2 separate regions of the Homo sapiens genome follow, and region 1 is linked to region 2. A link is a loop called in an ENCODE intact Hi-C map of the cell type or tissue named here. Cell type or tissue: heart right ventricle. All regions are shown on one strand. Each heading gives the region's core, and the rest is flanking DNA. Links, peaks and the distances in the headings are about the cores only.

Region 1 (2,908 bases), core at 287-2,786, 350 kb after region 2:
CAGCATAATGTTTGGCCAAGATAGTGACTTCAGGATGGCACCCGACCCACTTTCCTCTCATTCCCAAATGCTTACTTGGAAATTCCATGTTGCTAAAAGTGAGGACGAGGAGAGGGAGGAGCTGGTAAGTATGTGAGAAATACGGAAGACAGATGGAGAGGAAAATGTGTAGCCTACCGAATGCAAAAGGATGCTTTCCAAGACAGAAGGAGGGAACTAGGCGCCTTTTTTCCACTCCGCTGACCCCAACGTCTGGGCTGTGCGTTGTAACGCAGTTGGCGGGGCCTTCAGCTTGGGATGAGGGCGAAGGGGCTCGGGATGGGTGGGAAAGCAAGGACCGGGCAACAGGTGGGGAGGTGGCGGACTTTTGTCTCGGGGAAGGAAATCGGCTGTGCTGAAAGGGCGGAAAGCAGTAGCGCACAGAACTAGTGTCTGCGGGGTCCCGGGCGCTCTCGCCTTCGCCCTGGGCTCCTCTAATTAGAGAGGGGATGCAGGGTGGCATTAGTTCCCAAACGTTTTAATCGAGCCTCTTTTCAATGGCCAGGGATAAATGTAGCCACTGTTACTCTGTGCTGAATGGGTCGCAAAGGCCCCCGCCCGGCCCCCAGCGAGGCCATTCAGGCGTCTTTTCACAACCCCTAAGCGGTTCAGTCCCCGGGCCTAGCGACACTCCAGAGCGCTCCTAATTAGTCTAATTAGAAAGGTGGATTGATAGATGGAAAGAAGACAGAGTTGGGTTAGGAAGATGCTCAATGCTGCCAATCTCGGCTGGGTTGCCGCTTATTCTCTGCGTAAAGAAAAGGCCGCAAAGAAGGAAGTTGGAGCCGAAGCCCGCGCTGGGGCTGGGCTCTGGCCGGATCGCAGGCTGGGCGGTCTTTGACCCCCCGCGCCTCCCGCCCACAGCCGGAGCCCGGCAGCTGGAAGCACCCGCTACCCCGGGGAGCGTCTCCAGGCCGCGGTCTCCGGCCTTCGCCGAGCGAGGCGGGCGGGAAGGTAGGGCCGCGGTGGAGCGGGCACGGCCTCCCGCCCCAGCCCGGAGCCTCTCCGCCCCGCCGGGCCCCGCGGCCGCCCCTTCCTCACCCGGAAAATCGTGGGGAGGCGCGGCGTAGCGGCCGGACCCCTGGCCTCCGCGTCGGGCTGCGCCACGTGGCAGCTCCCAGCGCCCTCCCGTCCCGGCCTCGCATGCTGTCGGGGGAGCGCCTCGTCCCACTCAGGCCGAAACCCCAGGAAGGAAATCACTCTGGGCTGGGGACGCGGCCTTTCTGCTCGCGGCTGTTGGGTGATGTGCCCGAGGTTTCTCTGCCCTTCTCCGGGCGCAGGCCGTTCATTCGCGCCGCCGCTCCTGAGGGTCGCTGGGCGCAGAACCGCCTCGGCCGCGGCCCGGCCTTAGGCGCGGCCTCGCGCATTCCTGCGCTCGCCACAGCCGGCGGGAGGCGGGGAAGGGAGCAGCCCGGGTGGCTTGGAGAACACTGAACCTTTAATTGGGCTATAAATCAGACAGGGGAGTGCGGTGGAGTTTATGCAGGTGTAAAAACAGAGGGGAAAGCCCGGGCCGAGCAGCCAAAGCGCCCGGGCAGGTCAGAACCTCCAGCAAACTAACATCTTGATAAGTCCGCTGACAACAAAATAAACAGTGGAGAAGGCTGGAGGGCGGGGGGCGCCGTGGCCCGCGGCTGGTTCGCAGCAGCTCGGCGGCCTTCTGCGAGGGGAAGGCGGGCCGCTCTCGGCTTTGTGCTTGGGGCTTTAGGAGGGGGGCGGTTGGAGGAGAGAGAGAAGCCGAATTATCTCCCTTTCCGCGTCTCATTCCCGTGGATGGAGGGCCCCGGGAGCGTTTGACGATGGCAGTTTGGGGCGTGCGCGCTGCCTCGTCGGCCCCTACGACGTCAGGCGCCGGAGCTGCCGGGGCCCCGGGCGAGCGGGCAGCGGCCCCCGCGTCCCTCCCGGACACAGCGCCACCGAGAGGCCGAGCCTCCCGCTCCTGTTGCCATTTCAAGGGCTGACGCCTGGAAAACACCGCCAGGCCCCTGGCCGAAGGAGGTAACTAACCGAGTCGAAACGGCGATCAGAAATTAATTCAGTGCCCTGCTCAGGAGCAAAACCGTCAAAACCCCATCGAGATGTTGGCGCAAGCGGATTCACACACAAAGGAAAACAATAAAAGTCTCGTTAGATCATTTTTCTGGACATTGTTTAAGGTCTGAAAGGGACCAAATCGTTTCAAAATGTTGCCAGTAAAAATTATCCTATGTGGAATGCAACTAATCCTTTTAGGTTCCTGTCAACTGTTTCCACAAAAGGAATCCGATTTTTCAAATCAAAGATCCAAAAGTCTTTGGGGAGAGATTTATTACATGCCAGAGCTTTAGTTACAGAATAGAGTTACAGTAACAACCCGCGCCCACCAACTCCCTAAAATAAGGGATCCTATCCTACATAACTCTAAAGACCTGTGGGATATAGTTTGCTGGAGTCCTGCTATCTATGCAGATAGGGAGGGAGGCCAGGAAGGGGGGAGGAAGGCAAAGAAATAGTAAATTCCTTAAATAGAAAAACAGAGCACAGAATGCCTCAACATTTTATTTTTCTCCTCTGTACTCCCAGTTACTTCTGGAGACAAAAAAAAAAAAAACAAAAAACGCCAAGACCCAAACTTGGTGATTTGGAAGCAGTTCCTTAGCAATGACAACTTAAAGGTGAAATAAATGCAGAAAAACTCTTGGGTGCTTATGCACCACCCCCCGTGGTCCAAAACCTGGATTTGCTGTCTGCCTTTTGAAGATGCGACTACAACTTCAGCAAGTGGGAAAGTGTTTATTTAAAAGTTTAGCAAGGAAAATATACCTGGTTTAATTTTAATTTTTTTATTTGTAATAAAATGTTTAAGCCTGCAAAAAGAAAAAAAGTGCCC
Region 2 (2,908 bases), core at 131-2,630:
AGGAATTCAAGACCAGCCTGGCCAATATGGTGAAACCCTGTCTCTACTAAAAATACAGAATTAGCCAGGCATGGTGGTGTGCGCCTGTAATCCCAGATACTCAGGAGGCTGAGGCAGGAGAATCGCTTGAACCCAGGAGGCGGAGGTTGCAGTGAGCCAAGATCGTGCCACTGCACTCCAGCCTAGGCAACAGAGTGAGAGACTCTGTCTCAAAAAAAAAAAACACAAAAAATTCTGTAAAATAGAAATCTGTTTTCTGTTGCTGACTGTGTACTCAGAAGAGGGACAGGAAATATTTCTAAGGTGATTGTCAAGGTTGTTGCTCTTGGTCTATGGTAGAACTTTTGCACAACCAAATTGGTTATCAAGAATTGTAAAAGTTTGAGGGCCTGGATAGTAATTAAGAATAAGGCAGCAGTTCATCTCCACTACTGATCTATGCCTCCAGGCATAATAATACAAGTTGGATCAATGTTGTGACATCCTATTCTCCATTTCTCTGTGTAGTGTTAAGCTTCTGTGCAGGGGATCACAGGATCTTACTGCTAGTACCTAGCATTTCTGTCCATTTGCTCTATCCAGAAACCTGGGAACCCTCCTAGACTCCTCCTTTCTCATTTCTTGATTCCAACTCCTAAATATCTTTCAAATAACTTTCTTAATATCTTTCCTTTTTATTAGCCCTAGTTCAGATCCCCCTTTCCTATCATCTAGAGTCCTAAACTGTTTTGACTTGCAGTTGGTCTCCCAACCTTGCATCTTGTGCTTCTCTTCCCTTTTGAGACACTAATCTGAAATGTTCTTGTCTTCCTTATCTTTGGTGACTTCCCATGGTTACATCATGAATTTCTTACCATGGCCTGGCCCATGCTACCACTCTAGTCTCATCTGCCACTCCCCTCTACCTGTATCCTGTTCTCCTGCTAATCTGATATAGATGCTATTTCGTTAAATGCATCATGCTCTGTCTCTGTATCTTTGGTAACTTCTGCCTAAAATACACACCATCATCCCCACCACCATTTATAATTTTCAGCTGAGATAGGTGCTTTTGTGCCTGTAGCTCCTCAGAGCTCCTTTACAGCATTTATAATATTCATTATAATTATTGGTTTACTGTTCCTGCCATTCCATTAGACTGAAGTATACTGAATAAATGGTGATGATACTAGAAACAAAACACCTCAGAAATACCTACTTGGCATTATGTTAGACCAGTAAAACTTTAAAAAGAAAAGTGAATAGAAAATAGCAATGTTATACAACTCTTCCCAACCGTAGTTACCTTTCCATCTTTACTTCTTCTACTACTCAGTAGTCATTTCTTTTTTAACTTTATGCCACCTATATCCCTCCTAGGGTTTTTCTCTGGGCTGTCCTCAGTTACTTCCTTCTTCTCTTTTGACTCGCCTCAACATGCATATAGCATAGGAGTCCAGTAGTTAACATCTCTGAAGATTAGTATTGAGTCAAAGAAAAGCATGGGTTATTTACTTAATGAAAATTGATATTCACTAAAAAATATGAGATTTGGAAACAGGATAATAGTTTGTTTACTGTGCACATCTAATGAATGTAGCACAGGACTGATGTAGTTTAGCTTACTTGCTCATTTGATTCTATTTTGTTTGAAATGTATTTTACCCTGTGTAAGTGCTTTATTCTTTTCTTTGTAGGTTCTGGGTCCCTCCGAGCAAAATTTGATCTTTCAGAAGGACCTAGTAAACCCACGACACTTGCAGTACAATTCCTCAGCGAGGGAAGTACCCTTTCAGGAGTAGATTTCGAACTTGTGGGCACTGGCTATAGGCTTTCCTTAATAAAGAAGCGGTTTGCTACTGGTAAGTTAGGAGATTTCAAACTTTTTAATGTACATGGGAAACATTTGTATTCTAACAGTTATTAAAAAACTGTCAAGCAATTTATAATCTAAAGACATGGAAATTTTTTCTTTAACCCTTGGTACAAGGTGCCAGGTAGAGACACACCTGGGAGAGAGTTCTTACGGTCAGTATAGCTGAACACCTGTTATCTGATTCTAATGTACTGTAAATAGCAGATGGGAACTAGAGTTTTGTATTGGTAACCACAGTGGAAAATGTCCTTAGAGTGCATTTGAAATTGTAATTGCAAAGGTCTGCTTGGCGTTTTTCAGGACGATACCTGGCGGATTGTTGATGGACCTGGGAAAGTGATGTGGCTTCAGGGATTACAAACCTGCCATTCTGCATTATCTGTTCTTTCCAAACACTATTTTAACTTGTATGATGTCTTTCAAACTTAGACATATTTGAGAGCTGACTACAAACATTAAATCGCACTTTTAAAGTGAGTCATTGAAATAAATAGTACTGAAATGATTCTCTATGTTGTAAATGATCAACTACAATATTCAGGAAGCACATTTATTCAGATTCTCAGTAAAAATGAAGTTTTTGTAGGATTAATTTTTAAATTATTTCCAGTGTCTATGTTGAAAAAAAGGGTTATAGTGTAATATCAGGCCTAAAGTTTCAGAAGAGCAAGCACAAAGTAATTTAGCTTTCCATACATTTTTAGAGTCAGAGATAACTTTGAAATTTCATAAGTTTGATATTCAGTGGATACAAATAGAACATGAATTCTAAGTTTTGGGTAATGTTAACTCAGAACACTTAATCAAATTGAGCTATGTGCCATAAGGTAATCAGACCAGAGTCCAAGTTGTATGCAAAAAATCTATAATTTGATTCTCATAAACATATTAATAAAGTATAAGTGATGTTTTATATGATTTTTAAAAAAAATTCTCAAGTGCAATGTGTTTTAAAATAAGCTTGCAAATGACAGCAGAGACATTTACTTCTGCAGTTAGTTAACTTTATAGGAGTTGTGATTTTTTTGATGAATTAATGCTGTAGATTTAATT

What was found. A loop is a pair of places that touch in the nucleus more often than their neighbours do. Peaks named below come from ENCODE experiments on the same cell type or tissue, not always from the same donor. Only the 100,000 strongest peaks of a DNase experiment are listed, where the experiment ranks them.
Region 1: a loop joins it to region 2, with 7 times the contacts of the local background. A loop is called at or near these places in 4 of 110 quality-filtered maps.

What each region holds. Positions count from the first base shown.
Region 1 is chr5:73,435,774-73,438,681 of GRCh38, forward strand. No RefSeq gene overlaps it. Among named protein-coding and RNA genes, the nearest start is that of FOXD1, 12 kb to the right of the region's middle. RefSeq lists an enhancer at 1-752. In heart right ventricle, for the core only: no CTCF peak of the experiment used is centred there; no DNase peak of the experiment used is centred there; H3K4me3 peaks cover 1,159 bases; H3K27me3 peaks cover 2,500 bases.
Region 2 is chr5:73,085,913-73,088,820 of GRCh38, forward strand. It overlaps FCHO2 (FCH and mu domain containing endocytic adaptor 2), which reads left to right. Exons shown (of 26, transcript NM_138782.3): 25 at 1,677-1,841; 26 at 2,156-2,908. The coding sequence ends at 2,178. Among named protein-coding and RNA genes, the nearest start is that of TMEM171, 33 kb to the right of the region's middle. In heart right ventricle, for the core only: no CTCF peak of the experiment used is centred there; no DNase peak of the experiment used is centred there.